4 separate regions of the Homo sapiens genome follow, and all the other regions are linked to region 3. The links are chromatin loops, found by intact Hi-C in ENCODE. Cell type or tissue: PC-3. All regions are shown on one strand. Links, peaks and the distances in the headings refer to the core of each region. The heading gives the core; the rest is flanking DNA. Region 1 overlaps BEST1 (bestrophin 1). Region 2 has its middle 16 kb from the start of INCENP. Region 3 overlaps LINC02733 (long intergenic non-protein coding RNA 2733). Region 4 overlaps RAB3IL1 (RAB3A interacting protein like 1).

The links. A loop is a pair of places that touch in the nucleus more often than their neighbours do. Peaks named below come from ENCODE experiments on the same cell type or tissue, not always from the same donor. Only the 100,000 strongest peaks of a DNase experiment are listed, where the experiment ranks them.
Region 1: a loop joins it to region 3, with 4 times the contacts of the local background. A loop is called at or near these places in 24 of 110 quality-filtered maps.
Region 2: it touches region 3 in a loop (4-fold over the local background); 3 of 110 quality-filtered maps call a loop at or near these places.
Region 4: it touches region 3 in a loop (8-fold over the local background); 24 of 110 quality-filtered maps call a loop at or near these places.

What each region holds. Positions count from the first base shown.
Region 1 is chr11:61,960,787-61,965,786 of GRCh38, forward strand. It overlaps BEST1 (bestrophin 1), which reads left to right. Exons shown (of 11, transcript NM_004183.4): 10 at 1,469-2,107; 11 at 3,318-3,675. The coding sequence ends at 3,336. FTH1 (ferritin heavy chain 1) reads right to left here. Exons shown (of 4, transcript NM_002032.3): 2 at 4,583-4,729; 3 at 4,201-4,326; 4 at 3,499-4,105. The coding sequence ends at 3,941. Among named protein-coding and RNA genes, the nearest start is that of FTH1, 4.3 kb to the right of the region's middle. RefSeq lists an enhancer at 4,854-5,000. In PC-3, for the core only: no CTCF peak of the experiment used is centred there; no DNase peak of the experiment used is centred there; H3K4me3 peaks cover 1,572 bases; H3K27ac peaks cover 3,551 bases.
Region 2 is chr11:62,105,507-62,111,327 of GRCh38, forward strand. No RefSeq gene overlaps it. Among named protein-coding and RNA genes, the nearest start is that of INCENP, 16 kb to the right of the region's middle. In PC-3, for the core only: CTCF peaks have their summits at 2,678 (motif pointing left) and 2,887; DNase peaks (open chromatin) are centred at 2,665 and 3,815.
Region 3 is chr11:62,051,280-62,057,100 of GRCh38, forward strand. It overlaps LINC02733 (long intergenic non-protein coding RNA 2733), which reads right to left. Exons shown (of 3, transcript NR_183616.1): 2 at 4,473-4,649; 3 at 1-989. Among named protein-coding and RNA genes, the nearest start is that of LINC02733, 28 kb to the right of the region's middle. In PC-3, for the core only: a CTCF peak has its summit at 3,430; DNase peaks (open chromatin) are centred at 1,702 and 3,412; H3K27ac peaks cover 2,207 bases.
Region 4 is chr11:61,896,742-61,902,562 of GRCh38, forward strand. It overlaps RAB3IL1 (RAB3A interacting protein like 1), which reads right to left. Exons shown (of 10, transcript NM_013401.4): 8 at 5,701-5,800; 9 at 2,573-2,639; 10 at 560-1,619. The coding sequence ends at 1,537. Among named protein-coding and RNA genes, the nearest start is that of FADS3, 8.1 kb to the left of the region's middle. RefSeq lists a silencer at 2,278-2,327 and enhancers at 2,678-2,727, 2,695-3,666, 2,778-2,847. In PC-3, for the core only: CTCF peaks have their summits at 1,081 (motif pointing right), 1,296, 2,563 (motif pointing right) and 4,806; DNase peaks (open chromatin) are centred at 1,070 and 2,560.

The sequences.
Region 1 (5,000 bases), core at 1-5,000, 91 kb before region 3:
CGAGTAAAGGGCTCAGGCCACCCACAGCAGCCAGACTTATCCCCACATGGTCCCACTTCCCTGATTCCATCTGAATCCCTCTTGAGCTGCAGTGGGCTGAAGGGCTATCCCAGCTGGTCCTTTCTCCCCAGGACAACAGAGTTGAAAGTGCCTTGGAGAGTGTTGGGCACATGTCAGGGTTCATACTCAAGGGTTTCTTCCACGGTATCCAGTGCTGTTCTCGCTTGTTCTTTTCTTTTTTTTTTTTTAAACGGAGTTTCACTCTTGTTGCCCAGAGCTGGAGTGCAGTGGCATAATCTCGGCTCACTGCAACCTCCGCCTCCCAGATTCAAGCAATTCTCCTGCCTCAGCCTCCTGAGTAGCTGGGATTATAGGTGCCAGCCACCAAGCCCGGCTAATTTTTGTATTTTTAGTAGAGACAGTTTCACCATGTTGGCCAGGCTGGTCTCGAACTCCTGACCTCAGGTGATCCACCCTCCTCAGCCTCCCAAAGTGCTGGGATTACATGTGTGAGCCACTGTGCCTGGCTGCTTGTTCTTTTAAGAACCAAATATCCTACTAGACTGCAATCGAGTTTAACTACAGTCTATAGATAGTGTGAGGAAGGGTTGGGAAGGTGATCAAATGAAGGCTGGAGGCTTGCTTAGGTCAGAAACATTTCTGGAGGATGACTTTGAGCCCTACATGGTCTGTACCCCAGCAGCTGAAGGTTGTTGAGGGGTGGGGAGGGCTGAAAACAGAACGATAAAGCATAGACCTTGTCTCCAAGGAATGCACAATTTATGGAGGGAGCTCAAACCCAAGCCTCAAACTCTGGATACAAGGTACAAAGTACTGGATGTCCAGAAAAGGGACAGAACATGGAACACAGTCATCTTTGTCTGCCTGGGAGGCGGCTTCCAGCTGGGTCTGGAGCTGAGCCATGGAACATGGGAAGAATCTGAACTTGGGCAAGGGCAGGCCATACTCTCTGGTAGATAAGCTTTCCCTTGCAGGGTAAAGGTCTGGGGCTCCCGGGATGCCTGTTGCTAGGAAGTCAAATTTCTCTTTGTGGATGTCACTCCCAGTTGGAACCACAAATTCCTGGCATTGCCCAGAGTCACTCATGGGCCTCATCTGAACCACTCATGCCAGGGCACCAGTGTTTCTGACTGCCTGGAGTGAGGGGTTTTACAGGGGAAGTGAATGATGAGGAGGCCTTTACACGCCAGGCGGGGTGGTTGCGGGGGTTGGATGTTAACTCTGGTCAAGAGGGAATCAACAAACAGTGAGGTGAGCTGGGCCTGGAGGGATCACCGGGAGGTACAGGACAGATCAGGAGAGAGGTGAGAGCTGGGGCATGGTGAGGAAGACGGTGTGGCCTTGGCTTGGGCCAACTGAGAGAGAGGAGCGGGGGTAAGGGAGAAGTAAGGCCAGGTGTTGGTCCTTTGTCCACTGGCTCAGCCCTGCATCTCCTGTTTCTTTCCAGCCTGAACAAAGAGGAGATGGAGTTCCAGCCCAATCAGGAGGACGAGGAGGATGCTCACGCTGGCATCATTGGCCGCTTCCTAGGCCTGCAGTCCCATGATCACCATCCTCCCAGGGCAAACTCAAGGACCAAACTACTGTGGCCCAAGAGGGAATCCCTTCTCCACGAGGGCCTGCCCAAAAACCACAAGGCAGCCAAACAGAACGTTAGGGGCCAGGAAGACAACAAGGCCTGGAAGCTTAAGGCTGTGGACGCCTTCAAGTCTGCCCCACTGTATCAGAGGCCAGGCTACTACAGTGCCCCACAGACGCCCCTCAGCCCCACTCCCATGTTCTTCCCCCTAGAACCATCAGCGCCGTCAAAGCTTCACAGTGTCACAGGCATAGACACCAAAGACAAAAGCTTAAAGACTGTGAGTTCTGGGGCCAAGAAAAGTTTTGAATTGCTCTCAGAGAGCGATGGGGCCTTGATGGAGCACCCAGAAGTATCTCAAGTGAGGAGGAAAACTGTGGAGTTTAACCTGACGGATATGCCAGAGATCCCCGAAAATCACCTCAAAGAACCTTTGGAACAATCACCAACCAACATACACACTACACTCAAAGATCACATGGATCCTTATTGGGCCTTGGAAAACAGGTCTGTCCTCCACCTGAACCAGGGGCACTGCATTGCCCTGTGCCCCACCCCAGCTTCCCTTGCTCTGAGCCTACCCTTCCTCCACAATTTCCTAGGGTTCCATCACTGCCAGAGCACACTGGACCTACGCCCAGCACTGGCTTGGGGTATATACTTGGCCACCTTCACAGGGATCCTAGGGAAGTGTTCGGGACCTTTTCTCACTTCACCCTGGTATCACCCGGAAGACTTCTTGGGACCAGGTGAAGGAAGATGAGGTTGTGCTGACCAGAATGCTGCTGGAGAACTGCCCCAGGGCTGACAGGCCAGGCTTAGCTGAGCAGATGTTATCACTGGCCCCAACTTACTTTGAGCAAGGGTGGCTGACCCAAAACCATGAGGTGGCAGTCAGCTGGATGACAGATGAACACTTCCCCCATAACTATTTAGGGTAGTACCCAAGCACTACAGGAAAGGGTGGCAGGAACTGCCTCACTCCTAGGAACTGGTAGATGGTGAGGTTGAGGGTGTCCAGCGCCCTTAGGTCATTTTCTCACTGCCTGGGAACCTCACCAAAATACTTCTTGCTTCCTTGGGGTCAGCCCAAAGCTGTCACAAAATCAGATATTTCCCTTTATTCCAGATTTCCTGGACACTTTCACCCAATTATAAACACCCCACTTCAGCCCCAATCACGTGGGAGGAAGTGTAACTTCCCTTTTCTGGATTCTCAAGCAGTTACTTTCACGGTCAGAACACGCAGCTATTATGATTGAAAACTTAAAAGGGCAACAATTTCAGTCTTGCTTCTAGGGCTAGACAGGAACTTGGCAAACATCTGTGGCCTGTTCAGCAAAGGATGTTAATATTTAAGAATCTTGTCTTGGGCTGGGTGTGGAGGCAAGTGGATCACAGGAGGTCAGGAGTTTGAGACCAACCTGGCCAACATGATGAAACCCCATCTCTACCAAAAAAAATACAAATCAGCTGGGCGTCGTGGTGTGCCTGTAGTCCCAACGCAGGAGGTTGAGGGGAGAATTGCTTGAACCCAGGAGGTGGTGGTTGCAGTGAGATTGAGCAACTGCAATCCAGCCTGGGCGACGGAGTGAGACTGTCTCAAAAAAAAAAAAAAAAGGATCGTCTCAACCTTTGCCCTCCTACTGCAACATTTTGGTATTTGAAATGAAGGGACCTTCCATACTTATGCTGTTAATACTTTCATTCTCACTAGGGATGAAGCACATTCCTAACCTGCTTCCTAATGGGGATGCTTCGCCAGCCAGGTCCTCACCTGTGTGTACACCAGCAGGACACTGATCCAGTCACAGCCATACAGCTGTCCACACTGAAGAACATGTCCTACAACAGCCTGAATCAAATGGTTAGCTTAATAGATAAAAATCCCAGACTACTTCAGCCTTTAATGCCTTTTATTCATAAAAACTGTGAAAGCTAGACTGAACCATTGGAAACATTTAACTCAGACTCTGGATTCAGAGTCGGGAACCCTTAGTTCTATCTGAATCCAAGACAGCCACACCTTAGTATACTGCCCAAACTAATGAGTTTAATAAATACAAATACTCGTTTCTTTTTGATTAGTGTGATTAGAACTGAACAACGGCACTTAAGGAATCTGGAAGATAGCCTGGATAGATTTCTGATTCATCCCAAGACCTCAAAGACAACACCTGGGTACCAAATTTCTTTATTTGAAGGAATGGTACAAATCAAAGAACTTAAGTGGATGTTTTGGTACAACTTATAGAAAAGGTAAAGGAAACCCCAACATGCATGCACTGCCTTGGTGACCAGGGAAGTCACCCCACGGCTATGGGGAAATTAGCCCGAGGCTTAGCTTTCATTATCACTGTCTCCCAGGGTGTGCTTGTCAAAGAGATATTCCGCCAAGCCAGATTCGGGCGCTCCCATCTTGCGCAAGTTGGTCACGTGGTCACCCAATTCTTTGATGGCTTTCACCTGCTCATTCAGGTAATGTGTCTCAATGAAGTCACACAACTGCAAAACAATGGGGAAGACAGTTAGTGGGCAGCTTTCCCAATCCCTAAGGCAAATGATTTCCTCCATTTATTTCCTGGGGTTCCAATACTCACATGGGGGTCATTTTTGTCAGTGGCCAGTTTGTGCAGTTCCAGTAGTGACTGATTCACATTTTTTTCCAAATGTAATGCACACTCCATTGCATTCAGCCCGCTCTCCCAGTCATCACAGTCTGGTTTCTGAATGAGAATAGGTTAATGCATCTCTACCAACTAACCTAGAAGTCAGCAAGCCCATCATCTCTAACCACCACGTTTTGGCAAAAGGGACATTACTATTTGCCTAATTTAGTTTAGATGGTAAGCCTAAAAAAGCACAAAAGGCAAAAGCCCAGTGTATCATCACTTTATAAGGGCAATTGCTAGTTTAAGTGATTTCTGATACCCGAACACTGCCAGATGATGAAGTATGACACCCCTAGGATCTTTTGTTCACCTTGATATCCTGAAGGAAGATTCGGCCACCTCGTTGGTTCTGCAGCTTCATCAGTTTCTCAGCATGTTCCCTCTCCTCATGAGATTGGTGAAGAAAGTATTTGGCAAAGTTCTTCAAAGCCACATCATCGCGGTCAAAGTAGTAAGACTGAAAGGGGAACACTGAATGTGTTATACTAGGGATCCCCAGAGACAGGTAGCTGTGACGATCTACAGGGAGGCAAGATGGTCTCGTCAGCCTAGGCTTCCTTTCTCAAAGCACAGCATGAAGGAATCAGTGCCTAAGGAGACTGGGGGGCAGATGAGCTACTGGATTGAACCCAAGAGTAATGTTTCTATTCTAAAATAGAAAACTGAAACTTGATCCTTGAAACTTAACTTCAAGGAACCTTTAGGATATTATGGGCATTGCCTGGGGC
Region 2 (5,821 bases), core at 402-5,401, 54 kb after region 3:
CTTGAATTCCTTCCTGTGCAAAGCCAAGAACTCACGTCGCCTCCTGGGCTGAACTCCAATGTGGGGGTTCACCCTGTGACAGGTGGATGGGCTGGAGTCCAGGAGTTCGGGTCCAGCCTAAGCAACATAGTGAGACCCCCCATCTCTATTTTTTTCTCAGACAGTATAAGAGACAGATGAAGCAAAGTGCATAAATGGCTGTGAGGAGCATGTGGTTTGTCAAAGCTGGAACTTTATTTACAAACAAGTTCCAGCATTATCTGAGTGGGTGCTGCTAACAATTATAGCGTGTTCTTTCAAACTGCAGACTGGGATTAGACGGTTTGCCAAAAAGCCACTGAGTACATCAAAGCGAGAATTCTGAATTCTCCATTTATCTTCAGATTTATCACTCCCTCCCTCTGTGCCCTTCTCTGCATCTGCTGTATGTGAGTATGGAGAGTCCACACAATTCAGTCTGTACCAGTGGTCTAGGTTTTCAACTACATCTCATTGGTCAAGCATGTTTGCATTCACAGAAGGAACCCTACCCCCATTTTTGTTTTCCTGTTTTATTTTTAGTACATTTTAGGCCTTAAGAATGTAGGGTTTTTTTGTTTGTTTTTTTTTCCTATGAGACGGGAGTCTTGCTCCATAACCCAGGCTGGAATGCAGTGGCATGATCTCGGCTCACTGCAACCTCCCCGTCCCGGGTTCAAGCGATTCTCCTGCCTCAGCCTCCCATGTAGCTAGGAATACAGGCATGCACCACCATGCCTGGCTAATTTTTTTTTTAATTTTTTTTTTAATTTTTAGTAGAGACGGGGTTTCACCATGTTGGCCAGACTTGTTTTGAACTCCTGACCTCAGGTGATCCGCCCACCTTGGCCTCTCAAAATGCTGGGATTACAGGCATGAACAACCATGCCTCACCAATAGTGTTTTATCATACAGAAATAGAAATTACAAATCTCTCAGGAAGTTCTTTGGAAGTGCAGCTTTAAAGACATACTTTTTGACCCCCACTGTTTTCTTTTGCCCAGCTTGGATATGTGTTCTGCCTTCATTGTCTCTTCAAGGAGGCATTCACAGGCAGCAGAGCTCTTTTGTGGAGGAACTTTTATAACATTGTCAGTTGCTTTAAGCAGACGTTCTCAAGGCTGATCTGTAGGCTGGATCCAGTGGCTGACAAGGATTTTACTGATTTGTACAATACGAGAAAAATAAGAACAATGCAATGAGTTTTTCATAAAGGAATTTTTTTTTTTTTGAGATGGAGTTTCACTCTTGTCGCCCAGGCTGGAGTGCAGTGGTGCAATCTTGGCTCACTGCAAACTCTACCTCCTGGGTTCAAGTGATTCTCCTGCCTCAGCCTCCTGAGTAGCTGGGATTATGGGTGCCCACCACCATGCCTAGCTAATTTTTGTATTTTTAGTATTGATAGGGTTTCACCATGTTGGCCAGGCTGGTCTCTAATTCCTGACGTCAGGTGATCCGCCCGCCTCGGCCTCCCAAAGTGCTGGGATTACAGGTGTGAACCACCGTGCCTGGCCTCATAAAGGAATTTATTTGTGTCACTTTGACGTATTCTGAGATTGCATGCCCTCTTCTTTTTGAGTTTAAATGTCTTTTATAATAGTAGGATAATAAGAGATAGGTGTTAAAAAAAAACCCATACATATTTACTTAATAAAATTAACTCAATGCTTAAACGTATTTGCAAATTTTGCTACTCTGTGAAATCCAAAAGTCCAGAGAACTACCATTTTAATGAATGCAACTTGAGATTTAATGTGATACAATGGATTTAATAAGATTTAATTAAATTCCATTCTGATGAGAAAGTTTTAGATAATCCAGCTCTCCATATTCAGAAAAGTCAACCTACCAGCCCAATTTAATGCTTAGATCCACCACAGGGAAGCAGAAATCAGTCTGGATAATGAAGACCAGAGAGCCAGACTCTTAGACCTAAAGGAACTTCAGAGATCACGTCTCATCATACAGCTGAGAAAATAGACTTGATGGTTTGTATTCCTGGTCCTGCCATTTACTTGCCATTGCCTTGAGCTAGCTACTCACCACAACTGCAAAGGGTCCCTTCAGGTCTGAAATTCTGAAACTTAACAAGTAACATATTAAGAAAAAGAGATGAGGCCGGGCACGGTGGCTCACACCTGTAATCCCAGCACTTTGGGAGGCTGAGGCAGGCGGATCGCTTGAGGTCAGGAGTTCCAGAACAGCCTGGCCAACATGGTGAAACCTCGTCTCTACTAAAAATACAAAAAGTAGTCGGGCGTGGTGGCACATGCCAGTAATTCCAGCTACTTGGGAGGCTGAGGCAGGAGAATCGCTTGAACCTGGGAGGCGACAGTTGCAGTGAGGTGAGATTGCACCACTGCACTCCAGCCTGGGTGACAGAGTGAAACTGTCTGAAAGAAAAAAGAAAAAGAAAAAGAGATCCATCCTCATGGGTAAAGGGTAAAATCCAGGGAAATTCAAGCTGATGCAGAAAACAACAAAATACTCATTTTTTTATTGCCCCAAATGGCCACGATTCATAAGGCTTTATTGTAGCTTGGTATGGAGGGGAAAACCAGATTCCTTATCCCACCCACCTGCCTCTTGCTTTCCTAATAAAGGTGTCATGGTAGTTCAAGGCCTGCGGATCAGTGGATCCAAATGCGAACAGTTACTGCCCCCTAGTGGATTTACAGTATGGTGCTCATTTATAAATTCAGATTAAAGCTTGACTGCCCTGTTGCTGAAAGAATTCATCTTTGGCGGTGGAGGGACCTTAAGAAGCCACCTTCATTTTTATGTTTTAACATGTTTTAATGCCCTCATTCTGCAGATGGGGACACTGGTCCTCTAAGTCACGTAGGTGCCCCAGGGCTTTTTGTTCCAAGTCCGGGGCCCACGCCACTGCACCACAGTTTCATTAGGCTGCACGAGCTCCAGCTATTTCTGGAGTTGCTGGGGAACTACCATGACCCGTCCTTCTGTGGCAGGGAAAGCAAGATACCACCTCATGTTTGGTTTGCCTCCCACTGCGACTTTTGCTGTGGAGGACACCTCTGACACAGCTACGTGACCTAGTAAGGCACACAGGGAGAATGCCGTGTGATCATGAAGGCAGATTTTCAGCAAAACACCAGAGCCAGGCCAGTGTGGTGGCTCACGCCTATAACCCCAGCACTTTGGGAGGCGGAGGCTGGTGGATCACCTGAAGTCAGGAGTTCAAGACTAGCCTGACCAACATGGTGAAACCCCATGTACTAAAAATACAAACATTAGCTGGGTATGGTGGCGGCGCCTGTAATCCCAGCTATTTGGGAGGCTGAGGCAGGAGAATCATTTGAACCCAGGAGGTGGAGGTTGCAGTGAGCTGAAGATCGCACCATTGCACTCCAGCCTGGGCGACAAGAGTGAAACTCCATCTCAAAAAAAAAAAAAAACACAATAACAACAACAAAACACCAGAAGCCACGACAGCTGCACCAAACAGATTCACCCTCATGGCTCTCAGAAGGGGCTGACCCAACCAACACCCTGATCTCAGACTTCTGACTTCCACAATCGTGGGATTACACATTTCTGCGGTCTAAGCTGCTCCGTTTGTGACACTGTTACAGCAGCTCTAGCAAGTGAATACAGATTTTGCAGAGATTTATCCCTCAAACACTTTTCAGTGGTTACTTTGATTTTGCTGAACCAAATTAAGTTGACTTCCCCAAAGCAGCCAACGACTGGAAAACTTCAAATTGTAAGGATATGTGAACTTCGAATCTCCAGTCCAGTGACTCATCCTGAGCAGGAATTCCTTATACAATGTCTTTGTCAGCCAGGGTAAAAAAGGGTGCTGTGCCCTTACAAAGAAAGTATGACAAAGAAACAGAGAAAGCTGGACTGCCCACAGCCAGACAAACTATTCTGTAATAGAAGTTAGGCTTAGAATGCAATGAAGAATTAACGTGCTCGACTACCTTCAATACTTGGAGCTACAGAGAGGTGCTTCTGATGAAGCTGGAAATGAGGAAAACGGAAAACACAGTTGTCACCTGGGAGCTCAACTCTGAGATCACTTATAAGGGATCAGAGCAGAGACACGCAAGGTCACCTGAGCAAAGCAAAAGGAAAGTCAGAGAAGCAAATGTTGGCATTTCCTATCCAAGCGCTGTATAAGGGAGAATGAGTTTCAGTCACCAAACCTGAAGTATCTCCTGTTCTAAAGGACAGGTTCTCCTTTTAGGTGGAGATAGATGCAGGGAGTTATGGCTGGAGGACTTCATGTATTTCTGATTCCATCGGCAAGACTCTCTCTGATATAAATGGAATGCACTAAGCTGTCATAGTTTGATGCCATTAACCATTCCTCGAATTGGCCTTCTTCCTTCATGATCACATGGCGTTCTCCCTGTGTGCCTTACTAGGTCCTTGGCTGTGTCTGAGGCGTCCTCCATAGTTTGATGCCATTAATAATTCCTCTAATTGGTAAATATTCCTCTAAACTATTAGCAACCCCATGCTAACTCCGTGAGTACTGACAACCTTCAGATTATCCGTGGCTTCCATTGTGCCTTAGAGAGAGAACACACTGGATTGCCCCCAGGTTAACTGGCTACTCATGACAATAATTCTTCATACTAAACCCTCAATAAAAGCCTCTGGCCAGGTGCAGTGGTTCACGCCTAAAATCCCAGCACTTTGGTGGGCCAAGGCAGGAGGATTACTTGAGGCCAGTAGTTTGAGACCAGCCTGGGCAACATGGTGAGACCACATCTCTACAAAAAAGTAAAATATTACCTGGGTGTGATAGCATGTGCCTGTAGTTCCAGCTACTTGGGAGGCTGAGGCAGAGGACTGCTTGAGCTCCAGAGGTTGAGGCTGCAGTGAGCTATGATAATGCCACTGCACTCCAGCCTGGGTGCCAGATTGAGATCCTCTCTCTGGAAAAAAAAAAGGGGCTGATTATCATTTTCCTCATGTGCTCTGCTTATGAAAGAGACTGAACAATAATATGCACACAAACATTCTAGTCTGATGAAATTTTATTCTTTACTGCAAGTTGATAAAAGGCACTCTTTTATTCTTTTTTATTTTTATTTTTATTTATTTATTTTTTTTTTGAGACGGAGTCTTGCTCTGTCGCCCAGGCTGGAGTGCAGTGGCACGATCTTGGCTCCCTGCAAGCTCCGCCTCCCAGGTTCACGCCATTCTCCTGCCTCAGCCTCCCGAGTAGCTGGGACTACAGGCGCCCGCCACTATTCCCGGCTAATTTTTTGTATTTTTAGTAGAGACAGAGTTTCACCGCGTTAGCCAGGATGGTCTCGATCTCCTGACCTCGTGATCCACCCGCCTCAGCCTCCCAAAGTGCTGGGATTACAGGCGTGAGCCACCGCGCCCGGCAAAAGGCACTCTTTTATTAACCTTCCGTCTGCACATTTTTTAGTTGGTGTAAATGAGCCTCTCAGCCATCACCATCATCACAGGGCAACAACTAACAAGAGGGAGCCTTTGAGACTTCAACACACAGGCCCTCAAATAAAACACAGCATGGGTGACTTCTGCTATCATCTATGGTGGAGGAACCGGTACAGAATTAGCCTTCCCACCATAAACTACAGAAAAACTAGACAAAAAATATGAGGCAACTCTTCCAGGCACTGGATCACAGGAAGAGAAAGAGTGTAATTCTGGAAAGAATGGGGTTTGAGACCAGCTTGGCCAACGTGGTGAAACCCTGCCTCTACTAAAAGTACAAAAATTAGTCCCGTGTGGTGGCGGGCACCTGCAATCCCAGCTGGGAGGCTGAGGCTGAGGCAGGGAGACTCCTTCTCAG
Region 3 (5,821 bases), core at 497-5,496:
CTTTAATTGGTCCTTTCCTCCCTAGATAATGCCACTGAGGAAGAGGCGGGCTAAAGCTTGCTCCGTGCCAAGCAATCTGGGTAGCAGACTGGGATTGGATCCCAGTATTGTATAAAGAAGAAGCATTAAAAGCTTGCCACCAATGCCAGCGAAGTTTGTGCCATGATTTCTGATTTTCATCTTTTCCATCTAATTGATCTTTAGGTCCCCAATCCACAATGTCTCCAGTTAACATAGATTGTTTTCTAGCCAGTGGACCAAGACACTGGGTCCATAGATGGGGGTAGGAAATACTGAATGGAACCCATTCCGTATAATCAGCACAATTAGGGTGATTGGGCCAGGAATGGTTGGTTAGCACACCAGTTACGTTAATAGAACCAAGACTTAACAGGTGCATGACTTTTTCATAGTGACTCAACCATGTTTGAGCTTGAATTTAAGACAGCTATGGCTGAGCGATGTCTTTGTGGTGATACACAAAGGAAGTCCTTCCAGTGGAGCAGTATAATTAATGACATTATTCTGAGAGTCTAACTGTTCTATGTCAGGGGGAGTCAGGAGTCCTGGAGCCCACTCTCCCTGATCATGATAAAGCTCAGGAGGAGTGTCACTCCAAAGAATAGGTCATACTACTGGGGGATTGGGAACATATGCCCAATATGTTTTTGCCTCTGCACAGGGAAAACATATCACATTGGACATTATGGCTAACATGGCCAAGAACATGGAATCAGGGGTTCTGGCCTGTCCCTGATGCTACAGTAGTTTCTCAGCTTCCTGCATGGTTTTCTTGAGTTGTCCCCAGCTTATGGGGGTTGATGTCATTGGGCTCTGGTCGGACTTCTCTCTGTCTTTGCACTCAGGCTCAGCTGGCTCACGGCTCGTACCGGAGGGACCGGGCCCATGGTTGGCCACCCTGGGCTCCTCAAGTCTCCCGTTCCATGGTCGCACACACCTTGAGGGCACCCACACGGCTTATCCATCTCCTGTAAAAACACAAGCATACCCTCGTCCCCATATTAGTAAATACACCAGACCTTTCCATTGTCCTTCTTCCGGGGATTTCTATAACACTTTCAGATAAACTTTCCTCTTTTCATCTAACAATTGCCAATGTCTTTCTTCTGGAGTCTTACCATTCATACCAGGAGTCAAAAAATTTAAGGTAAATAAGGCTAAATGTAGTTTTGATTGAGGTGGTAGTTGGCCTCCTATATCCCTTTTTTGTCTTTTCAATATGCATTGTAATGTTTGATGTGCCTGCTCTATAATGCCTTGTCCTTTAGGGTCATAAGGAATTCCTGTTTTATAGGTTATAGCCCAAAGCTGTAAGAAATTTTTAAAAGTGTGACTAGTATTAGCAGGTCCATTGTCAGTTTTTAATTGTTTAGGTATCCCCATATGAGCAAATGATGACAGACAATGTCACTGTACATGACCAGCTGTCTCACCTGTTTGGCATGTAGCATGCAGCATATGAGAATAAGTGTTTATAATTGCATGAACATAGCTAAGCTTACCAAAGGCTGCTATATGTGATTGTGTGTGTGTGTGTGTGTGTGTGTGTGTATATATATATATATATATATATATATAAAAATATATAATTGTTATACGTGACTGGCTACATTTACAACATAAGCTGAATCACAGACAACGTTGATAGGATCTGAAGCTGTGAGCTGTAAAACCTGAATGACTGCAATTAGTTCTGAGCATTGAGCTGAAACCCCAGAGGTCATTATTGTTTCCAGACTTTTTTGGAATAACAAATTCCGGTGAATTCCAGGGGCTAACTGACGTTTCTATATGTCCTGCATTCAATTGCTCTTTTACCAACAGGTGAAGTTGACCTAGCTTCTCCTGTGTTAGGGGCCATTGATCCACCCACACAGGTTTGTCACTAAGCCATTCTAATGATAAGGCAGGGGGCGGAGGAGAAATATCAATGACCCCCATCAGAAATCCTGACGTCCTAATGCTTTTCTATCTGTTTTTCCAGTTACTGATATCAGGTTAGGGTTTCCTTGTAGAAATTTCCCTAAACCTTTTCTACTCTGATATCTCATGACCTTCAACATTTTAAATTCTGGTTATCAAAGTTTTCATTTATAAGCCTCATATCCCATGCTGTAAGTAAGTCTCAACCCCATAAATTGACAGCTATATTTGCAACATAAGGCTGAAAAGTACATGACTGTCCATCTGGACCAAGACAAGGTAAAATCTCAGCATTTGTTGAACACTTTGAGCTGTTCCTACTCCCAATAGGGACATAGAAGTTAATTGCAAGGGCCAGGATGGGGGCCAATTGTCTTTAGATACTACTGACACATCAGCTCCTATATCCATAAGCCCATAAAATTTCTTTCCTTTAACTTGTATTACACAGGTGGGTCTACTAGAGGCTATGGGTTGGGATAGATAGATTTCCCATGCAGTTGTGCTCCCGAACCCTTTGTTTCCTTGCATCTCCTTTTGTGGAGAAGGGTGTAATTTGCAGGGAATAAGCAATAGCTGAGCAATATATTCTCCCAGTTCAAAAACCCAAAGATCTTGCGACATTAAAACTACTTGAATTTATCCTTCATAATCAGAGTCAATCACTCCCGGGACTACAGTGATGCCCTGTAAGTTAAGATGGCTTTTGCCTAAAATTAATCCTGTGTATCCTGTTGGTAAAGGTCGCCAAATACCAGTGGGAACTTTGATAGGTTTGTCTCCACCAACTACTGTTATTCTTTCTCTGGCAGGTAGGTCTAATCCTGCACTTCCTGGTGTTCCTGGGGTGAGGGAATCAATGTGCCTCTGGGAACCCATCCCTGAAATGGGGTTGAGGTCTGGACTGGGAATGCCCTCATTGTTTGAGGGGCCTGGGTCCAGGCCCCTGTCTCGTTTCCCGACGGGGGTGCTATTTTGATGAAATTTTGAGTGGCACTGATTAGCCCAGTGATTTTCTTTGTTACAGCGAGGACAAAGTCCTGGCATTTTTTTCCGCTGAGTGGGGCACTGCATTGTAAGGTCCTTTCTGTCCTGAGATCTGGTGGCATTCCTTTTTAAAATGTCCAGTTTTTCCATAATTATAACATTTTCCCATTTTAGAGTTTGACCCTTGGCTCCTTTTAGATTTGTCAACTGCTGAATTAGCCATTGCTTGCACTAACATTGCAGATGGATGAAGCTCAGTTCCTACATCCTGACAAGCTCAGAGAAAATTTCCCAAGTTTTTTGTACACCTCACTGGTGCCAGTGCACGTTTACAATCCGCGTTTGCATTCTCAAAAGCTAGAGTTAAGGTTAGCATTTCTGCAGCCGCAGTGTGAGGAATATGACACTTCACTGCCTCTTGTAATCTTGCAAGAAATTGCGCATAGGGCTCCTGTGACCCTTGCATGATATGTAAGAAGGATTGTGCTGGGACTCCCTCTTCAGGAATTGTGGCCCAGGTGCATTTAGCAACCTGTGCACACTGCTGATAAGCAGCCTCTGGGAGTGTCATTTGTCGTTCCAGGTCTGAATAAGGGCCATTACATAACAGCATATCCTTTATAAATATCTCCATGTCCAGCAACACGATTCTGTCTAGCCTGCTCTGCACACATTTCTTGCCAATTTAAATTCCATGTCAGATATGCACTAGTGGACAAGCAAGTTCACACCAAGTGTTTCACATCAAAGGGTAAAAGACACATAGCACTGAACACAGATTCTAGCAATCCTAAAGTGAATGGGCTCCATATGCCATTATTTACTACACTCGCTTTTAATTCCTTCAACAACTTAAACTCTAGTGGAGTGTGTTCATGAATAACCTGCTGTGGATTATTTGGATCAGGCCTTATGGAAATAGGAAAAGCATAAGGTCCTAAGGGCTCTCCAGCCATGGCAGCAGAGCATAAAATTCTTTGTATTGGGGTCTCTATTTCTGCCACTGAAGGAGGCAGTACAGACATTTCTGCAACTGGAGGAGGTGGTATAGGCCAATTTTTATCCTCCCTCTCCTGTTTCTTATTTTCAATTGGAGCTGTGGGTGGGACAACAGATTCTTTCAGATTTTTAGATTCAGCCTGCTGTCCTGCAGAATAATAAGGAGATAATGGCAGAAGCATAGTACGAACTAAACTCCAAGTGGAGAAAACAGAAGAATCAACTTTAAGACCTTTTTGATGAGCCCATTTTAATCCTTCTGCTGTTCTGTCCCAGTTTTCCACATCAAGAGTGCCTGCCTGTGAAAACCATAGGTTATGCAAAATAACCTCCTGCAGCAGCTTAGTTAGTGTCTGAGAACTAACCTGAGCCCCAAACTGTCTCAACAGAACTTTGAGAAACTGCAGATAATGTTATTCTTCAATAGGCAAATTCTGCCCCATGTTACCCTGATTGCAAAAACTTCCCGTCCAGGACTTCTTTAAAGCACTGCTTCCAATACCTCTTTAGGACACTGATCAGTACCTCTTTAGGGCACTGACCTTATATCTGCTGCTGGCAGACTCGTTCCGGGGTCCGTGTTTGCCTTGTCAATTTCAGTTCCTCTGCTCCAGCAGACCTTCTTCGCTCACATCCTTGAAGTCCTGTGTTCAGACGCCACTTGTTGTGCGCCTGATTGTGTTGCTGTTTGGGGTGCCACTTGTAGACAGCCATGATCCCTGGTGGATCAAACAAAGGGGGCAAATGCAGGAGTAAAAGATAAAGACAAAAGAGTATATTTGGAAGAATGGGTCAGGGGCACTTTGCCTCTAGTGGACAAGGGGCCCCAGCTTTACACAGCCCTCCATATTTATTGGTAAAAGAGATAACAAGAAGGAGGGGGAGTGGTTGTCCGCCGGCAGTTTGATTCACAGCAGGCTTGCAAGACTGCATCCTTGGAACAATAGGTGCTAGATTTCCCAGCAGATAACTTCAAGGAGCCCAGCGCCAGGGAGTGATGACCCTCAGCAAGCCTCCTGGAGGCAGGCACAGTCGTGAGTTCGCTCACATCCTGCATTCATGATAAACAGTTTGCTGTTTGATCATATAGCCTCCAGTGGAATGCTGAGTTGGTCATGATCCCTTTGGTCTTTTTGGCTCCCAACAGGTCAGGATGGTTGCAGGGGTCCTGTAATCATCTCTCAGTCCTTGCTAATCCATGTATAAGGTGCAGTTCCTCTGGTGTTAATGTCTAGCAAATGGACTTTGTATCTTAATATGAAGGAAAGGGAAGGTGCTATGGTCTAAATGTTTGTGTCTCCCCACCTAACCCCCAAGGTGATGGTATCAGGAGGCAGGGCCATTGGGAAGTGATTAAGTCATGAGAGCAGACTTAATGTGCTCTCATGCATGGGATAAGTGTCCTTCGAGGCCCTAAAGAGACCCCTCACTCTAGAAGATGCCGTCTGTGAACCAGAAAGCAGGCCCTCCCCAGATACCAAATCTGCAGGCACCTTGATCTTGGACTTCCCAGCCTCCAAAACTGTGAAAAAAAGAAAGAAAAAAAAAAAAATATATATATATATATATATGAGATGGGGTCTTATTCTGTCACCCAGGCTTGAGTGCAGTGGTGCGATCATAGCTCACAGCAGCCTCAACCTTTCAGGTTCAAGCAGTCCTTTCACCTCAGCCTCCCAAGTAGGTGGGACTACAATTGTGTGCCACCATGTCTGGTTAATTTTTTTAAAAAAAAATTTTTGTAGAGTCAGGGTCTCCCTGTGTTGCCCAGGCTGGTCTTGAGGCTCAAGGTCCTGGGCTCAAGCCATCCTCCAATCTCGGCCTCTCAAACTGCTGGGATTATAGGTGTGAGCCACCATGCCCTGCCAGAAATAAATTTGTATTGTTTACA
Region 4 (5,821 bases), core at 467-5,466, 150 kb before region 3:
GTCCTCAGAGGTCCTGGCCACCCCCACCTCTTCCAACTGTGACTGCTGCCCCTTGCTGAGAGCTCGTCTAAGACCTGGGCTTCCATGGTCCCCGCCTGTGCTTCCAGCAGACATCACCAATCAATCCTGCCACTGTCCCACTGAGCAACAGGCAGCCTCGATGCTTTGCCTCTGAGCTGCAGGCTTCTGTGAGACTGGAGGTAACCATTGCTGGATGCAAGGAGACCCAGGGGAGGACCTGGCCAAGGTGCCACAGTGAGGCAGTGGGAGAGCCAGCCTTGGTGCCGTTCTTCCCAACAGCAGGCCACCAGCCACGGGGAGAGGGAGGCCTGGCTCATCCCCCAGTAACCCACAGCCCTCTGAATACTAAGGGAGGACTCAAATAGTCCTCCCCACAGCAAGTAAGTGGTGATGGCGGAGGTGGGGTGGCTTCAGGATTTGGGTTTAATCCCAAGCACGAGGGCGGGCAGGGAAAGGATTTGGTTTCATTCCTTCAGATGCCCAAGCCTTGGCCAGAGCCCCAGGGTGCAGGAGTGAGGGCGCGTGGCCACCCAGCCTGTACCAACAAAGCCTGCCTTTATTAAATAGAGATCGCGTTACATTCCATCCAAAGAAGGAAATCCGGACGTGGTGAGGGATGCGTCCAGGTGGGAGCTCCGAACGCTGGTCCTGAGTGGGCTCTGATGGGTGGGAGGGCCCAGGTCCTGCCTGCCCACCCAGGCCCCACATGCCAGGGCGCGTGTCTGCATGGCCACCCACAGCTGAAAACAGGCGTGGGTGATCTGAAGCCCTGTCTGTGTTCTACTGTGGCAGAAAGTGCCCCAGTCCTTCCAGCGGTTTTGGGAGCAGGGCCTCCAGGAGCACAGGGCTGAGACGGGGTGGGAGGGAAGGTGACAAGGGAGGCCTTTATGAAGGGGGAGGGAGGAAGGGGGAAAGGAAGGGAGGAAGCGGGGGAGGGGTCTTGACTCATCTTAACAAGGCTTTGGGGCAATTCTGTGCTATGGAGGCCCTGCCAGCCCCTCCTAGTAGTCCAATAGGGAGGCCACCGGGAACAAGGCACAGGATGGCCACAAGGGGGTGCTGCTGGCCCAGGGCTTGGCAGCTGGGGTGGAGGGTACCCTGGAGATCCAGCCACCCAGAACAGTCCCTTTCTGAAGACAAGCCAGCAACAAGGCACCTGCAGGCAGTTCTGGGGACTGGGGAGGGGGCGCTGGCTGCCTCAGGTGTCCCCTCCCAAGGGCTGAGGCCCCCCGAGTATGGATCCGAGCTCCCTGGTCTTTGGTGCTTTCTTGAAATCCTCCTGGTGGTGGCAGAACCCAGTGGGGAAGAGAGGGGGGTCTTGCCGTGAAGTCCAGGCCCGTCTGTCCCAGGATGGACGTGTGGTGCTGGCTCAGTGCTGCCTCCATGGCCTGTCTGTCCATCCATTCTGCCTCTGGCTCAGGGCTGGCTCCAGGCCCCCGTCTCCCTGTGTGTCGGCTTGTTCTGGGGTGGGTGTTTGCTCTGTCTCAGAGCTCCCCTTCAGGCCTGGGCCGCGCCCTAAGCCTCCTGGGGGAAGAAGCCGAGCTTGGCCAGTGACATCTCCTTCCGCAACCTCATGATCTCCCAGAACATGGGCTCTGCTGCAGGCAGAGAGAGGGTGAACAGGTCGGGGACAGCTCAGGGTCACCTCGGGCAGATGGCCAGGTCCCCTCCTGTGGCTTTGGACAGAGCAGCTGGCACAGCACCCTAGGGTCCCCGGCCCCCAAAACAGATGACCTCAGTGAGTGGCTGGACCTCTCTGAGGCTCCACTCTTGAGCCTTGGAAACTGCTGAGTGCCGACCACACCCGAGGGATCTGTTTGCACTACACTGACGGCCACCCCCACAGCCCGACGCAGACAAGCAGGTACACGCTGTCACATGCCACAGCGGTGGTCCAGACCTGGGAACTACATTAGACAAGGCACAGATGCCTCCCTGGGGTCTCACAAGGACCCTGCGCAGTGAGGCGGGGACCACAGCGGCCATCCAGGGACCTAGCAGGTGTCAACACCCAGCATGCCTTGGCCTTGGCCTCCAAGAGGACTTGACCCCCAGGATGGAGAGGAGATAGCTCCTTACTCAGAGGGTCGGGCCAGACTGGTTCAGGAGAAGACTCAGCAGCGAGCAAAGGTTGGTGGAGGAGCGGGGAGCCAGGCCTTGCAGAATGGGCTGTGGGGGGAGGGGGTGGAGGGAGGCCCTGTCCAGCATGGAGTGGAGTGGGAGCAAAGGCTGGAGGTGGGTGACCCTGTGTTCAGGTGACCAGGAGGAGGGGCCACCACCTCCAGGGCCAGGGAGAGATTCACAGGGGTGGCCCCCTTGTGCGGGGCCGGGAGAGGTTTGGGGACAGGAGAAAGACCAGCCGGACGGACTCAGGTACAGAGCTCAGCACCCAGGAAGTTTGTGAACGCTTTACTAAACCACAACCCTCCCCGCTCCCCAGCCTCCTAGCTGAGTCTTGCCTCCACTAGGGGCAGGTGGGCCCAGAGGGCACTTCCCCATCCAGCCCCACTCCCGTGTGCGATCCCTGCACCGGCCACCAGGGGGCGCTCACCGTCCTGCCGCACCAGGCCTTGCTGGATGTAGCGGATGTAGGTGAAGAAGTTGCACACTGCGGTGATCTGTGGGCAGAGGTGGGGACGGTGTGACCTGCCAGCCCCACGCTGGGGGTCCCCTGACAGGCGGATCTGAGTCCAGAGCAGGAGGCCCCAGGTCCCTGCAGAGCCAGGCAGTGCTCCCTGACTCAGCTGGGACTGGGCTTTCAAGTAGTAATCAACAACAGCATGACTAGCCCTGCTGTAATAGCAGCAGCAGCAGCAGCAGCCATTTCATCAAGCGCCTGCAGCGAACGGAGCAGACGCGCTTATTATTCCATCTTACATGGGGGAAAGCGGAGCCACCCGGGGAAAGCCGCTGACATCCATCACGGAGATGGCGGAGCTAATGAACCAGCATGCAGCAGAGCTGTGAGATGAACCGGGCAGGCTGTCCCGGAGTCTACACTCGCCCTCTCACAGGCCGGCTTGCTCCAGATGCTGGAGTTTTGGGCCAGCCAGGCCTCAGTCCAGTGCTACTGATAACACTGGGAAAGGAAAGGGGGTCAGAAGCCGCTCACCTGGGCTGCCCGGGGCCCCTGGGGCCTCAGGCCTGCTCCATGCCAGGCCCCGGGGACCCTGTGTTGGCTCAGACACTGCTATGAGGACTCACACCACGGAGAGGGTACTGTTGGTGCCTGGCCCAGGGCCCCTTCCCAGGCCCGGGCCCCATCTCCCAGCTGCTGAGAGTGGGGGCACTAATGGCTCAGAGGTGCCCCCCTCTGTACTCACTCCTCCTGTAGACCTCAGCCGATGACTGACTTGTGTGGAGATAGAAAGGACAGTCCCCTTGCCTCAGGGTGGAATCAACTCTGCTAAGAGCCCGGTGGATGGGGCTGAAGCTGGGCTGTAGCTAAGGCCACATCCTGGCTGGACTCCCCCGTCCCTTCCCTCATTCTCCTGGGAGCTGCACACAATCTCCAGGTGAGGCTCTGCCTCTTCGGAACCCAGCCTAAGACAGGGTGGAAGGTAGCCGGCGGCTGTGCCCGCCCGCAACAGCCCCTACTGAATGTCCAACACTCCTGGGGAGGGACATCAAGTGAGAGGGGCACCCGCAGGCTGGGGAGTGGAGAAGCTTCGGGGAGGGGCGGGACGGTGGTGGCCTGGCAAAGATAGGGAGGTGCGAGAGAGCGGGGCGAGGTCGGGGGACCAGCCCGTCGTGGCAGGGACACCGCTGCACAGGGAGGGTTGAGGAGAGGCTGCGGCAGGAGGGTGGGGCAGGGCAGAGCTCAGGACAGGAGCAGGGACAGTGGATGCCCACAGAGGCTCATGAGCAGGGAGTAGCAGGGAGGGGGCTTTCCCTCTCCAGGGAGTGTGCTAGGGAGAAAACACTTCTCCCTGTGGACCCCACATGTCTTGGTCTTTCAGGGCAGGGACCACATCCTAAAACTTCAGACCCTCCTCACCTCATCTCCCACCCCCAGCTTCATCCAGTGCAGCAGGACACCCAGGCCAGGGACTTAAAGTGCTAGAGGTGACATTGTTGAGCACGGGAACATCTTTTGTGGGGCCTGCTGTTGAGCCATGGTTGGGCCTGGAAAGCGGTGATGGAGATAAGTGGCCACTGAACAAGGCTCAGTGGGCACAAATCCACAGGGTAGGGGCTGCAGTGGACTCAGAGCCAGGATCCCAGGTCTCGGTGTGTGGCCCTGAACACACCCCTTTCCTCTGCCAAGGCTCAGCCTCCCTTTTGGTAAATGGGTGCTCAGCACACCGCTGGGAGGACTCACGCTCGGATGCCTTGTGGAGTTCATCAAGGACAGTATAGTCTGCTGCCAGCAAAGGGACCATTTGTCCCCTTTAGACCTGCTCCCCTGCGAGGAGCCTCTAGCAGGCCTGAGATGGTTCCTCAAGCTGTGTCACTGGAAACGTGTTTCCAAACATGTTCTCTTGTTCCCCTCAATCCTCTTAAGAGTCAACAGAGGGACAGAGGAAGAGGAATCCCTGTCCTCAATCCCCAGCTTGGTGAGAACCCCTGTCCTGGTCTGGGTCACTCGGCAGGGGAGGGTGGGAGCTGGGATTCCTAGAGGCCCCTTGGCACTCACGGCCGACTTAAGGCTGGTGCACCAGACGCACCGCTGAACCTTTTCCAAAGCTTCGGCCAGCACCTGAGTCTGGGCGTCAGGAGCCCCGCACTCTAACTGGAACTCTAGCATCACTCCTGGATTAGGTGACATTGAATGACAGAGGGGGGCGATGTCATCCCATGACATTTCATACATAAGGCTGCATCTCAGCCGACTGGAGAGTGGCCCTCCTGATGGCTCTGAAGTCAGCTGCCCTGTGCAACAAGGCCCTGTGGCAGGGGACTGCGGGTGTCCTCTAGAAGCTGAGGGTGTCCCCTTGCCAGCAGCCAGCAAGAAAATAGGGGCCTCAGTCCTTCAAACACAAGGAACTGAATGCTGCCAACAATGTGAGTTTTGAGGAGGACCCTGACTTCCAGAAAGGAACACAGTCTGCTGACAGCTTACTGCGACCTTGCAAGTCCCTGAGCAGAGAATCCAGTAAGTAAGTAGTGCTTAGACTCCAACATGGGGAACTGCGCTATTTTAAGCTACCAGGTTGATAGTAATTTGTTACACCGTAATAGCAAACCACTGCCCTTGGCTTGGCTGTGTGGCCCGAGTCAGTCTCTGCGCCTCTCTGAGCCTGTACCCTGCTCTGTAAATCAAGATGTAAGGCTGGGCGTGGTGGCTCACACCTATAATCCCAGCACTTTGGGAGGCCGAGGCAGGCAGATCACTTAAGGCCAGGAGTTCGAGTTCAGCCTGGCCAACGTGGTGAAACCCCATCTCTACTAAAAATACAAAATTAGCTGGGCGTGGTGGCACATGCCTGTAATCCCAGCTACTTGGGAAGCTGAGGCAGGAGAATTGCTAATGTCTGCCTGGGAGGCAGACATTGCAGTGAACTGAGATTGTGCCACTGCACTCCAGCCTGGGTGACAAAGACTCTGTCTCAAAAAATAAATAAATAAAATAAGTAAATCAAGGTGTAGTGCTATTCATACTCCCAGGCCCAGGGCCCAGTGTCCCAGCACCCAGGTGGCCCCAAAGGAGTCAAGTAACGCTTGCAAAGGCTGACTCACCCTGGCCCGGGAAGATGGCGAGATGTAGTAATGGCTTTTGGAGTCCCCGAGCCGGATTCGGTGGCGGCAGGTGCGGGTCAGCCCGCTCAGGGCACATGTGCTAGGGGAAAGCAAAATGGGT